Linked DNA regions of Homo sapiens: region 2 is linked to region 1. The links are chromatin contacts, found by Hi-C or POLR2A ChIA-PET in ENCODE. All regions are on one chromosome and are shown on one strand. Each heading gives the region's core, a stretch centred on a gene start or an enhancer-like site at or near the end of the contact. The rest is flanking DNA. Distances are from core to core; before and after follow the strand shown. Region 1 overlaps P3R3URF-PIK3R3 (P3R3URF-PIK3R3 readthrough). Region 2 has its middle 15 kb from the start of NSUN4.

What was found. A loop is a pair of places that touch in the nucleus more often than their neighbours do. ChIA-PET counts read pairs that join two places held with the same protein, here RNA polymerase II (POLR2A). Pooled maps may share reads with other maps.
Region 2: a pooled map shows a loop between it and region 1 (4-fold over the local background). The contact joins two enhancer-like sites. A Hi-C loop is called at or near these places in 2 of 37 single-sample maps with no recorded cell type and 3 of 50 pooled maps. POLR2A ChIA-PET finds 5 or more read pairs at or near these places in 1 of 52 experiments (GM12878).

Annotation. Positions count from the first base shown.
Region 1 is chr1:46,039,753-46,046,974 of GRCh38, reverse strand. It overlaps P3R3URF-PIK3R3 (P3R3URF-PIK3R3 readthrough), which reads left to right. Exons shown (of 10, transcript NM_001303427.2): 8 at 350-424; 9 at 887-1,057; 10 at 3,104-6,835. The coding sequence ends at 3,302. PIK3R3 (phosphoinositide-3-kinase regulatory subunit 3) reads left to right here. Exons shown (of 10, transcript NM_003629.4): 8 at 350-424; 9 at 887-1,057; 10 at 3,104-6,835. The coding sequence ends at 3,302. Among named protein-coding and RNA genes, the nearest start is that of PIK3R3, 89 kb to the left of the region's middle. RefSeq lists enhancers at 2,241-3,084, 3,299-3,358, 3,085-3,929. Within about 2 kb of position 3,319, at least 7 of the 41 ENCODE cell types and tissues checked have a DNase peak (open chromatin) inside an H3K27ac peak, as active enhancers do; they include GM12878, where a contact is called at or near this core.
Region 2 is chr1:46,322,018-46,329,239 of GRCh38, reverse strand. No RefSeq gene overlaps it. Among named protein-coding and RNA genes, the nearest start is that of NSUN4, 15 kb to the left of the region's middle. RefSeq lists an enhancer at 1-483. Within about 2 kb of position 3,524, at least 3 of the 41 ENCODE cell types and tissues checked have a DNase peak (open chromatin) inside an H3K27ac peak, as active enhancers do; they include GM12878, where a contact is called at or near this core.

The DNA of each region.
Region 1 (7,222 bases), core at 2,070-4,569:
TGTGACACCATGCTAACCTAATGTTTTCAGAAACAAATGTCCCACTGTGAGTGCGAGTATGTGTGTGCTTGTGGTGGCACATCCTCCAGAAAAGAAAAATGAAAAGTGAAGGGCCTAATTTCAAGTAGCCCTCTATGTTTCTGCCTTTTTCTGGAAAAGATCAGTTCATCTTGATAGTAGTTGAAAGAAAAGTAATCGAGAGACTAATTTTGGGAAATCTTTGCCCATTCTGTGGGATTAGGAAAAACAAGAGGTGTCTAGACTCTAGAAGTTTAGTTGGCTCAGACATACCTACTTTGTCCAGTCAGAGTTTGCATGGATACTGACACTGGTGTCTTTCCTCTGGCAGATGGCTCAATCACAAAGGAGTGAGACAGAAACGCCTGAATGTCTGGCTGGGAATTAAGAATGAGGATGCTGATGAGTAAGTTCTCTCTATACCTTTCTGTCAGAGGGCTTTGTTATCAATATAAGACATGCGCCTTGTTTATACGTGGTAAATATTGGTTGTCATTGTCACTTGAGGACATTGAATCTAGAACTTTGACTATCTTTTGAATTGAATTGCCTGAAGGTACCCTATAGGCACTGGAGTTCAGAGACCTGCTTCTGAACTCAAAATCTGGATGTGTAAGCTACTTTGAGTATAGCTACCCAAAATCTGGATGTAAAAGCACTTTTATTCAGATGTTCATATTTCAGCTTATTGGATGAAACATGAATTCTTTGCTTTATGCACCATAGCAAGTAATGAAGTTAACACCCAAATAATTGCAATTTTGCTTTGTTATTTGTGGTTTAAAGATTTAGAAGAGTGTTTTATTTATGAATTTGCTTTTAGATAGAAGTAACTTGTTAGAATAATATACTAATATTTAATTTTTAGGAACTATTTTATCAATGAGGAAGATGAAAACCTGCCCCATTATGATGAGAAAACCTGGTTTGTTGAGGATATCAATCGAGTACAAGCAGAGGACTTGCTTTATGGGAAACCTGATGGTGCATTCTTAATTCGTGAGAGTAGCAAGAAAGGATGCTATGCTTGCTCTGTGGTGTAAGTCTTCTCTGGGGATATAACCTTTTGAAATCTTTTGCATCAATTATTATAAAATCAACCCCTCATAAAATTCAGATGAAATTAGTTAATGTACAGTAACGAGGACCCATGGCTCGGACCATAACTATTAGTACAAAAAAACCCAGCTTTATGAGAAATGATATCTGAAATTATCTTGGAGTTTTAATTTACGTGGTAAGTAGATTAGGCCCCGCAGTATTGCTGTTGGATTTCAGGTGTCTGTGAAAGGTAATGTGAGATCTTAAATTGAAAAAAAAAAAAAAAAAAAAAAAAAAAGCACTTAATTGTTTAGTAGTATCCTATATGTCTAGTATGGTCTCCAGTGTCAGATTAGGAAAAGCTTGATTAAATAGAACTGTTTTTACTTCAGAAGGAAAACTCTATCTAAAATTTTAAATTACATATTATTCTGTTGATGTAGTGACAGGAAATGTGGGCGTGTTTTCCATAAGATAATCGTGACTTTTTTGAGAAAAGCCTATTTTCCTTTTAATGGAAAGTGAAATTTTGGGGATAACTAACTGTGCTTCAGTCAGATTTTTGCCTGAGTGTGGAATATATTCTTTAAGAAGGCAAACATCTTCACTGACAAAAGCCACACTTAGAAAAGAGTTATGATGGTGCCAGATATACTGGGTTCAGCTCCTGGCTCTACTGCTTACTAGCTGGGTAACTTTGGGTAAATTACTTAATCTTTCTTTGCCCAGTTTCCTTATCTGTAAAATAAGGATAATACCTACTTTAGGGTTTTTGTGAGGATTAAATGAGTTAATCTGTGTAATACAATATGCTTTTAACAGTGCAGGGACATAAGAAGTAAATGTCACCTACTAATATGATGATGATGCTACTGATGGATGTGGCAGAAGTCAAACAAAGTGACAAAATGATTGTGCCCTTAGAGGGCAAGGTGGAGAAGGTAGGCGAAAGGCATTCATATTAACAGACTGCTCAGTGCTTTATGTGATCATCTTGTTCATAGTGCTCTACTTGTATCATGGAGTCAGAGTTTGAATCCAAGTTTACCTGGTTTCAAAACCCACATTTTTCTATTGCACCAGGCTTTTTTCATTTCACCAAATATCCACAATGAATAGAACCACTGTGAAATAAGTATTATTAGTAGGCTGTGCACATGTGGAAGCATTAATTTTAGTGGAGAAAGAGCGGATTGGGAGGTTTTGTGGAAAAGGTATCTGAGATGGACCTCAAAAAGATGAATGGGATGTCTTATGGGCAGAAAATGGGGGAGGAGTTGAAAAGTGCATTGGATTACTGTTATCCAAGGATAGAACTACTTGCAACATTTCATTTCTCCTTGACTTGGGCTGTTGAAGTTATCTGAGTGGAAATGTAGGCGAGAATGGTTCTTGTAAGACTTAGGATCTTCTAAGAATAATAAAAAGAAGGAAGGCAGTAAGCCCAGTCGCTCACTGTCACTCAGGTTATTGGGTGGCAGCCTGTAGGTTCAGGACTTGGCTGCAGTCCTTACATAAACTGATTAATCAAAAACTACCCTTGGCTGGGCGTGGTGGCTCACACCTGTAATCCCAGCATTTTAATAGGCTAAGGCAGGAGGATTCCTTGAGCCCAGGAGTTCACGACCAGCCTGGGCAACATAGCAAGACCCCATTTCTACTAAAAATAAAAAAGTAGCTGGGCATGTGGCTCACACCTGTAGTCCCGGCTACTTGGGAAGCTGTGGTGGGAGGATCACTTGAGCCCAGGAGTTCAAGGCTGCAGTGAGCTGTAATCAAGCCACTGTACCCTAGCTTTCGTGATAGAGCGAGACCCTGTCTAAAAAAAAAAAAAAGAAATAAATAAACCCTTACATTTGTGGTTGTTTTAACACCCGTATCTGTGGCCAAGTCTGTAGGGAATGGGAACGCAATTTCACAAGCTTTGCCTGGTTAACAAAAAACACTTGTTTGCATAACAATTGCTCTCAGACTTCTGGCCATTTAGTGTCCTTTTATCTATTGTTACCTACCTTAACATTTCTTCTGTGGTTTGTCATTGCAGGGCCGATGGGGAAGTGAAGCACTGTGTGATCTACAGCACTGCTCGGGGCTATGGCTTTGCAGAGCCCTACAACCTGTACAGCTCTCTGAAGGAGCTAGTGCTCCATTACCAGCAGACATCCTTGGTTCAGCACAACGACTCCCTCAACGTCAGGCTTGCCTACCCTGTTCATGCACAGATGCCCTCGCTTTGCAGATAAAGAGGAAGTGGGAAGAGAGGTGGTTCTCTGGCATTTTTTTCTACAGTTTTTATTAGACTACGATGAGGGCATTCTTTCTACATAGACTGCTTGTTTTGCACAAGAAGTGATTTTGTGAATGTGAAGTGGAGAGGCCGAGCAGCAGCCGGCCGGGATGGGGGCATTAGAGGCCTGAGGTTCTCTAGGACTCAGCCATGCCGCTGCACTGACATACTAAGCTGGAAGCAGATGTTTTTTTTGAAAGTCTGTTTCATTGGGGTTTTTGTTTTGTTTAGCCAGACACCCTCAACAGAATATTAGGCTTGATGGTTATAGCGGGTGGGGTTGTATTTGGAAGCCTCTGAAGAGACCATGTCTTTTTAAAATCTAACTCTTGAGAGTGCAGCAGGGGCATGGCTCTGCTGGGAGTTGTGTTTTGCTTTGGCAGTCTCTCTTCCCCCCACGAAGAAGGCTGTTTAGGTTTTGTGATAGAATGGGATTTGATGAAAAAGACAACCAAAGGAAAATGGGGAGGCTTGGGATTTCATTTAAATAATCTAAGCCAAGATGATAAAAAAAACCTTCAACTGAAGGTATTTTGTTTCTTACCAACATAATTTAGGCTTCAGCATCTCACCAGCCCCTCCCTCTGAAGAAGTATTATGTTCAGAAGCCAACAAAACAGTTTGTTGCCAGACCAATGTTTGATGGGAAAACGTGGCACTCATAGTTGAATGTATACTTCTGTACCAAAACTTGAACATAAAAAGACTAGAATTTGTGAGTTTTAGCAAACGCTAAAATTGATCACTGTAACTAACCCCTTCTGTCCTTCCTGCCTGTTTCTCTGAGATGAGGAATAGCATTCTTTTTGTGGGGATGGTGAGCTTTGAATCATAAAATGAAGTTGGTGCTTGTATGGTGTTTCCTTAGCCTAAAGAATGATCTGTTGTTTGAAACCTTTGTAACTTGTTTGTATGAGTAAAGAAAAGGTGCAATGCAGTGCTTTTAGATGGCTTGATATACCAAATAACAATATAGAACAACATTATTATATGTGCTTCCCCAAGTTTAAAGGCCCTGCAGAAATAGTAAACATGGTTTAATTTCCCTTCATTTCCCCCTCCTTTGCTGGATGGGGTTTTGGGAGCTATAGGTTGCTAAGGAGGGGAGTCAGATTGTGGTCAGGTGCCTCAGTAAATCACAGACCCAGGGGCCCTGTGGTCCAGGGTGAGAGTCACACCACATTACACATGTGCTTCCATACAGTGGTTTCTGAAGCTTTTGCAGGGAGAGAAGATGGCTTAGTGTTTAGACTGTTAGTAGAAGCCATCTGGAAGCTTTTCTCTTTGCCTTTTTTTGTGATCCTGCCATTAAGGCTATGTGCAGTCTGCCCTCCTGCTCCAGTGGCCTTGATTTTAGGCCAGGAATCTTCTGCTCCATGTGGCTTAAGCCTTCCAGCTGAGTGAAGCTAGGCAAATGGAGTGGGGGCAGGCATCTATTCCTGCCCCCATCATGCCCCACACCCATCAGTCAACACTCATTTGACAAATAGAGTCCAGCTGCCTCTGAGCCAATCCTGGGACCATAATAGGCTCAGAGTGAGTCAGCTGTTTGAACCCAAAGCTGTGCAGTCAGGCACCCTGGCTGAGCTAGAGAAGCCAGTACCTGCATCTTGGTTTATAAGGCTTACAGCTAGGAAAGCTCTAGTTCTGGGGGTGAAAGAAAAATATTAGTTTACCTGAGCACTTATTTCCATGACAGGGTCTAAAATATGGACCATGATGTAGACACAGATTTTTAATTTTGGAAAAACCTCCAGTTACTAGTGACGAGGATAGAAAGGGAAGTGCTTCTCTTTGGCTTTTTCTTGGTTACACTGCAGTTTCAGGATTGGGTGAGACAGAGACAAATGAACCCCCCTCTAAAGTCATTTAACTAATAGCCAGCACATCCCTTCCCCAAACTGTCAATTGAAATCTTAACTGAAAGTTTTACTGAATAATACCAAGCTAATTGCTGTTGGGCACACCTGGATGGCTTTGCACCTGGTGTTGAACCTGCTGAAGCAGGTGGATGCTCAAGATTACGTGCAAGGAATCCCTCCCATCTGGTACTAAAATTTCAGTGTGTTCTGAGTGTCTTTTAAACCAAAATGGAAATACAGATACAGGGCTGTAGTATTCAGTAATGTGTCTGCTCCTTGTTGGGCAGACACCAGCGGTGTGCAGGGAGAGACCAAGTACCATCTTTATCTACACTTGGGCTGGCTTGTGGAGAAGGGCTGCTTTTTTTCAGTCCTACATTCCTTCATTTTTTTTTTCATTCTTGAATTCATTGTTTTGTGGGATCTAAGACCCAGGGGTCATTTGAGAGGTTTGACAGTATCTTTTCTGACCAGTTGCCACATGACTTGCTTGACCCTGAGCCTGTGGAAATGGCATAGGGACCAGTCTACTACCCACTGGGCCTGGTGTGTAGAGGGGGAGAGGGTAGCAAGGTGCTTCTCTACGCCCATGACTTGGGAGCAGGTCTTGGCCTCCTTCATGAGAGTCTAGTGCCATGTCCTGTCCCATGATCTGGACCCTGGGACTGTCTTGGCATCTTAACTGCAGTTTCAATGAGGCAGAGGGCAAAGAGAGACCAAGATCAGAGGGGTTCATTATACCCCTGGCTAGAGAACCCAGCTACTGACATGCAAGCAGCTTGGGGCTGGCTGGACACAGGTACTAGGCCCATTGTTTCCAGGTGAAGCTTTCATCACAGAACAGTGTTGTCTCCACCTGGCCTTAGATGGCACGCCATGATTCGGGCCTGGATAGACTGCCTGCGTCCTTACCACTGATCTGGCCAAGAATGAGGCCCTCCCAACACTTTCACTCCCTCTCCAAGCCTTGATGGGACCTCCACTTATTTAGGCCTCATGTGCTTTGAAGAAGCTTTGAGAGCCAATGTGTCTTCCACGGGTCTCTTTTTTGCTACAAGTAATCAGCCCCATGTGTTCTCTTAAACTGAGAATTGCACCTGGGCAATTCCTGTTTTCTAAGGTGGTCTCTGCTGCTATTTAACAACCCAGAGTAGGCCTCTGTGAGGCTTCAGTGGCCTCAGAAACCAGAGGGTCCAGATAGGGGGCCTGCTTGGGCCCTCTGCTGCCAACTGCTCAAACCTGCTTTAGCTCCAGCCACTTGTGGCAAACAACCTCGTTTCCTTACAAATTCCAGCATGTGACTTTGGTGCCGTTACTTGTGAAAAATCTATTCTGTTGTCTTTGATGTGTCCAAGAAAATTCGTGTAGTTTACGTAAAAATATCTGACTCACAAGAAAGCCAACTGTATGTCTTGTGATGGGACAGTTCATAATGTAGTTGCTAGACCACTTTACAAATTGTTCTTGTCACCAGATGTGTTCAGACATTGCTGTGCAATTGTTGGGGAGGGTAGGGGGAAAGGCGAGAGGAGATACTTATTGGTCTTTTTGTTTAATACCTTCCCCAAGAGGGGACAGTCTGGCCAACTTGCTCCAGTAATGCAATAAAGACATTGCAATAAAGTAATTTTTTGTCTTCATGCTATGAAGGGGTGGGCTGGGGGCAGAGTGGGGGTCAAGAGAGAAGAGTACTCAGGTGTTGAACAGCCCTTGAAACTTCCAAACCTTCTCTCCAGTAAGCACCAAAAGACTAGTACTGGGGCAGCCAGAGGCTCTTTTCTTCCTAGGGGAGGACATTGACTCCAACTAGGCATGATGCCAGAGTCCTGTCCACCGAACACAGACACAGAAGTCTTAGATACTGACTCTGAGAAAATTAAAACTGAATGCCATTTCCTCCACACCTCACTGCCCACTCCTAATAAGCTGTTTATTGGTTCTCATATTTCTGCCCAGAATGAAGTGTTTCCACATTCTACTCTGGGGGAGGGGGAAATGGGCCCAGCTTTATAAT
Region 2 (7,222 bases), core at 2,275-4,774, 280 kb before region 1:
CCAACTTATGTCTCCCAACACTAAGTTCACTTCTTGTCTCTCATGGCAGGGAGGAGATTTAGCATTCCTTGGAGACCTGAAGGGATGCAGTGAGCTTAAGAATTTTCAAGAGCTTATCAATCAGTCAGCCTCTGTTCATCCCCGAGTGGATGTATGGTGGTATTGTGGTGGACCTTTACTGGGCACTCTGCTGAATAACTAGAGTGGCACTTGTGCTTTAGTCCATTTGGCTATCCCTTTTACCCTGGCATTTCATCAACCAGAGGAAAAAAAAAAAATAAGACATCATAAAGCGAGAGAAGCTCCTTATAGGTCTTTCAACTCTCACATCTATTTAGATGCAACTGGAGCCCCGCAAGGAATACCAGATCAATTTAAAGCTTGAAATCAAATAGTTACAGGATTTAAGTCAATATTTTGATAGATGACAGTCAATAAAAATGTAGATTAGAAAAACTACATCTATTACAATGAGCTTTACATGAGTTAAAAAAAAACTCCTTTTGGGCCCAGCCCTGAGGCTATCTGACCTGACAAAACTCTTTACACTCTATGTGTCAGAAAGAGAAAAAATGGCAGTTAGAGTTTTAACCCAGACTGTAGGGCCCTGGCCAAGGCCAGTGGCCTATCTCTCAAAGCAACTAGACGGGGTTTCCAAAGGCTGGCCCCACGTCCAAGGGCCCTGGCAGCAACGGCCCTGTTAGCACAAGAAGCAAATAAGCTAACTCTTAGGCAAAACCTAAAGTCCCCCCATGCTGTGGTGATTTTAATAAATACCAAAGGACACCATTAACTAATGAATGCTGGACTAACTAGATACCAAAGCTTGCTCTGTGAAAATCCCTGCATAACCATTGAAGTTTGCAACACCCTAAACCCCGCCATCTTGCTGGGCATCTTGTATCAGAGAGCCCAGTTAAACATAACTGTGTAGAAGTATTGGACTCAGTTTATTCTAGTGGGCCCAAACTCCGAGACCATCCTTAAACAGCAGTAGACTGGGAGCTGTACGCGGATGGGAGCAGCTTCGCCAACCCCTGCAAAGTGACTCTGAAGAAGACGACAAGCCCTGCTCCAGTCATACCCGGAAGCTGACTGGTCCACACACAGCTGAAGCATGAGGAAACTCATAGCAGGGGACTCATTTTCCTTAAAATTTGGACTTGTATTGTAAGGACTTCAACTGACCTTCCTAAGACTGAGGGCTGTTCCCAGTATATACATCAAGTCACTGAGGGACAAAAGATTGCTAAAGTCTTATTATTTTATGGTTATTATAAGTGTACCAGGACTCTAAAAGTTGTTTGTATAATGCAATTCTATCCAAGGTATGTAGCCCAGGAAATAACCAACCTGATGCGTGTTATGACCCATTTTAAGCCTCCCATGATCAGTTTTTAAAATAAAATTAATGACTGGTCCTTTTCTAGGCGACACAAGTAAAGTAATAGCTAGGACAGAAGAAAGAGGGGTCTCCAAGCATATAACCCTAAAATTTAATGCTTGTGCCACTATCAATAGTAATTGGCATAAAATAAGATGCAGTTCTTTAAGTTGAAAAAAAAAAAGTTTACACGGCAGGAAATAAGTATATCTGCCATGAATTAAGCTCATGTGCAAATGTGTGTAATTACTGGTCTTGTGTCATCTAGACTACTTAGAAAAAGGATGAAAAAGATCCTGTTTAGCTCCAAAAAGGAGAATGCAGCCCCTCCTATACGAGTGGACATTGGAACCCCTTGAAATTAATAATTACAAATCCCTTAAACCCAAGGTAGAAAAAAGGAGAACACGTATCTCTGGGCATCAATAGGAAAAGACTAGGTCCTACAGCAAATATCTTAGTAAAAGAGGAGTTTTGTAAACTCTCTCTGGAACCAGTATTTCAGACTTTCTATGATGAACTAAATTTGCCAGTACCAAGAGACTCCAGGAAAAACCAGAAATTTGTTTTTGCAATTAGCCGAGCGTGTAGCCCAGTCTCTAAATGTCACTTCATGTTATGTTTGTGAAAAAACTGTAATAAGAGCTCAATGGCCATAAAAAGCCCAAGAATTAGTGCCTACAGACGCAGTTCCTGATGAATTCCTGGCCCACAAGAATCACCCTGATCATCTCTAGGTTCTAAAAGTCTCAATTATTGGACAATATTACATAGCTAGAAAAAAGAAAGAATTCACTCATTCTATAGGATGTCTTAGTTGTTTGGGCCAAGAACTGTATAATGGTACCGCAAAAAAACAGTTACATGGTGAAGTTCCAATTATATAGAAAGAGATCCATTCAGTAAATTTCCAAGGTTGCAGACTGTCTGGGCCCACCTGGAATTCCACCGGGACTGGACTGCCCCCACCAAGTTATACTGAATACGTAGACATAGAGCTTAAGCTAAGCTGCCTGACCAGTGGACAGGTAGTTGTGTTATTGGCACTATTAAACCATCTTTCTTTCTACTGACCATAAAAACAGGCAAACTCCTGGGCTTCCCTGTCTATGCTTCCCGCGGAAAATGAAGCATAGCCATAGGAAATTGGAAAGATGATAAATGACCTTCAAAAAAAAATTATATAATACTATAGGCCTGCCACTTAGACACAAGACGGCTCATGGGGATACTGGACCCCCACTTACATGCTCAACTGAATCATACAGCTGCAAGCTGTTTTAGAAATCATCACTAGTAAAACCAGTCAAGCCTTGACTATTCTGGCCCAGCAAGAAACTCAGATAAGAAATGCTATCTATCAAAATAGATTGGCTCTCAACTACTTGCTAGCAGCTGAAAGAGAGGTCTATAAGAAATTTAACCTTACTAATTACTGTCTACACATAGATAATCAAAGGCAAGTAGTTAAAGACATAGTTAAAAATATGACAAAACTGACACATGTGCCCATGCAAGTGTAGCATGAATTCGATCCTGAAGCCATGTTTAAAAATTAGTTCCCAGCACTAGAAGGATTTAAAACTCTTATAATAGAATTTATAATAGTAATAAGAACCTGTTTACTGCTTCCTTGTTTGCTACCTGTACTTCTTCAAATGATAAAAAGCTTCATCACTATCTTAGTTCACCAAAATGCTTTAGCACAAGTGTACTATATAAATCACTATCAATCTATTGCACAAAAAGACATAAGTAGCAAAAATAAAAGTCAGAACTCCCACTAATAGAAAGTGAGAGTCTCAAAGGGGGGAAATGAGGGGAGAGAGAGACCTTCTCATATTGTTTTATATTGTTTTATACTCAGTACCTATTTTAAGAAAAAAAAAAAAAAAAAACAAGGAAGTAAAACCAAAGACAGGCAGCCCAGCGCCAGGCCCGAAACCAAGCCTGGGCCTGCCTGGCCTAAACCCAGTAGTTAAAAATCAACTCATAACTTAAAAACCGATGTTATTCATAGATTCCAGACATTGTGCAGAAGAACATTGTGAAACTCCCTGCCCTGTTCTGTTTCTCTCTGACCACCGGTGCATGCAGCCCCTGTCACGTACCCCTTGCTTGCTCCAAATCAATCACGACCCTTTCATGTGAAATCCTTAGAGTTGTGAGCCCTTAAAAGGGACAGGAATTGCTCTCTTGGGGAGTTCGGATTTTAAGGCAGTAGCTTGCCGATGCTCCCAGCTGAATAAAGCCCTTCCTTCTACAACTCGGTGTCTGAGAGGTTTTGTCTGCGGCTCATCCTGCTACAAGTTCACAAGTGTAGGTCATGATGTCCTCCTTTTACTCCTACAGGGACTCATAAGAAACAGGTTTAATATTGGACAGGTGTACCCAGCTAGTGATTTCCTAAAGGTTAATAGTAGTTGGGGGTACTTAACAATACCTATTAAAGGCTCTTTTATTTTGGTTGTAATTGATTCTCGGGGTAGGGGGACAGAGTGAGACTCTGTCTCAAAAAAAAAAAATTACAAGAAATTTTGCTTTTCAATACTATAACCTGTTTCTTTTAAGAACTTATCACCCGGGCACGGTGGCTCACGCCTGTAATCCCAGCACTTTGGAAGACCAAGAAGGGCAGATCACGAGGTCAGGAGATCGAGACCATCCTGGCTAACACGGTGAAACCCTGTATCTACTAAAAAAATACAAAAAAATTAGTCAGCGTGGTGGTGGGCGCCTGTAGTCCCAACACTTTGGGATGCCAAGGCAGGTGAATCACCTGAGGTCGGGAGTTCAAGACCAGCCTGACCAACATGGAGAAACCCCGTCTTTACTAAAAAGTACAAAATCGGTCGGGTGTGGTGGCGCATGCCTGTAATCCCAGCTACTCGGGAGGCTGAGGCAGGAGAATCACTTGAACCCGGGAGGCGGAGGTTTTGGTGAGCCGAGATCGTGCCATTGCACTACAGCCTGGGCAACAAGAGGAAAACTCCATCTCAAAAATAAAATAAAATAGGCCAGGTGCGGTGGCTCACTCCTGTAATCTGAGCACTTTGGGAAGCTGAGGTGGGTGGATCACGAGGTCAAGAGATTGAGACCTCCCTGGCTAACATGGTGAAACCCCATCTCTACTAAAAATACAAAAAATTAGCCGGGCGCAGTGGCGGGCGCCTGTAGTCCCAGCTACTCGGGAGGCTGAGGAAGGAGAATGGCGTGAACCCAGGAGACGGAGCTTGCAGTGAGCCGAGGTCGTGCCACTGCACTCCAGCCTGGGTGACAGAGCGAGACTCCATCTCAAAAAATAAAACTAAATAAATAAATAAAATAAAATAAATAACCAGTCATTTCACTCTAGGACAAGAATTTACCACATAAGATTTTACCTCATGTAAAATTACTCGTGTGTGTGTGTGTGTGTGTGTGTGTGTGTGTGTGTGTGTATTTTTTATTTTTTATTTTTTTGAGTCAGAGTCTCGCTCTGTTGCCAGACTAGAGTGTAGTGGCACAGATCTCGGCTCACTGCAACCTCCACCTCCCGGGTTCAAGCGATTCTCCTGCCTCAGCCTCCGGAGTAGCCGGGACTACAGGCGCACACCACCACGCTCAGCTAATATGTTTGTGTTTTTAGTAGAGACAGGGTTTCACAATGTTGGCCAGGATGGTCTCGATTTCTTAACCGCATGATCCGCCTGCCTCAGCCTCTCAAAGTGCTGGGATTATAGGCGTGAGCCACCACGCCCGGCCTCGGCCTATATTTTTAAAATTAAAAATACATCTTTATTTCTGTATCTTTCTTTCTTTCTCTCTCTCTTTCTTTCCTTCTTTCTTTTTTTAAGACGGAGTTTCACTATTGTTGCCCAGGCTGGAGTGCAATGGTGCAACCTCAGCTCACCACAGCCTCCGCCTCCCGAGTTCAAGCGATTCTCCTGTCTCAGCCTCCCGAGTAGCTGGGATTACAGGCGCATATACCACCACGCCCAGCTAATTTTTGTGTTTTTAGTACAGACAGGGTTTTATCATATTGGTCAGGCTGGTCCCGAACTTCTGACCTCAGGTGATCCGCCCGCCTCGGCCTCCCAAAGTGCTGGGATTACAGGCGTGAGCCACCGCACCCGGCCTATATCTTTCTTTATATCTCTTTCTCCTACTTACTGGTTTCTTTTTCATTTTTTAATTTTTTGAGACAAGGTTTCAGTCTGTTGCCCAAACTGGAGCAATCATAGCTCACTGCAGCCTCAACCTCCCAGGCTCAAGCAATCTTCTCACCTAAGTCTCACGAATAGCTGGGTCCACAGGCATGTACCACCACGCCCTGCTCATTTTTTTGTTTGTTTAGGGATAGGGTCTCCCTATGTTGCCCAGGCTGGTCTCAAACTCCTGTGCTCAATTGATCCTCTGCCTTGGCCTCCCAAAGTACTGGAATTACACGTGTGAACCACTGCACCTGGCCCAGTTTCTTATTTTAAACTTCTCTTTAAATAATACCCAAATTGGCCAAAAGAAAAAATTAATAAGAGCACCATCTTTTGGCATATTTTATATACAGAATTACATGTTACCTTAAATTCTTAACAAACATAAATTTTAGTGAAAATCTAGGAATCCAGAAATCATGCCCCAGTTTATTTGTTTTGTTTTGTTTGAGATGGAGTCTTGCTCTGTCACCCAGGCAATGGCGCAACCTCGACTCACTGCAATCTCTGCCTCCTGAGTTCAAGGGATTCTCCTGCCTCAGCCTCCTGAGTAGCTGGGATTACAGGTGCATGGTACCACACCCAGCTAATTTTTTGTATTTTTAGTAAAGACGGGGTTTCACCCTGTTAGCCAGGATAGTCTCGATCTCCTGACCTCATGATCCACCCGCCTCGGCCTCCCAAAGTGCCGGGATTACAGGCATGACCCACTGTGCCCGGCCAATCCTGCTCCAGTTTAAGATTTTAAGCCACACAAAAAGCACACCCACAAATATTTATTTATATGTATTTAACTTTTTTACTTTTGACAGTTTTATGTAGACCACTTCTGGGAACTAAAATGCCATAAAAGAGGGCAGGGAGGGGAAAGAGAAATTAATTAATTAATTAAATTTAATGCCATATAAAGCCAATTAAAATTTTAAGCCATTTTTCTGTTAACCATTTTAAAACCTTACGTGGTTTGGATCTGCATCCCTGCCCAAATCTCATATCAAGTTGTTTAAAAGTGTATAGCACCAGCTGGTTGTGGTGGCTTACGCCTGTAATCCCAGCACTTTGGGAGGCCGAGGCAGGTGGGTCATGAGGTCAGGAGTTCGAGACCAGCCTGGCCAATAAGGTGAAACCCCATCTCTACTAAAAATACAAAAAAAAAAAAAAAAATTTAGCCGGGCATGGTGGCATGTGCCTGTAGTCCCAGTTACTCGGAAGGCTGAGGCTTGAACCCAGGAGGTGGAGACTGCAGTGAGCCGTGATCTCACCATTGCACTCCTGCCTGGGCGACAGAGTGAGACTCCATCTGAAAACAAAACAAAACAAAAAGTGTATACCACCTCCCCCTTCTCTCTATCCCTCCTGCTCCAGCCATGTAAGATGAGCCTGCTTCCCCTTCACCTTCCGCCATGATTGTAAGTTTCCTGAGGCCTCCCCACCCATGCTTGCCTGCAGAACTGTGAGCCAATTAAACCTCTTTTCTTTATAAATTACCCAGTCTCAGGCATTTCTTTTTTTTTTTTTTTAGCTGGAGTCTCGTTCTATTGCCCAGGCTGGAGTGCAGTGGCACGATCTCGGCTCACTGCAAGCTCTGCCTCCCGGCTTCACGCCATTCTCCTGCCTCAGCCTCCTGAGTAGCTGGGACTACAGG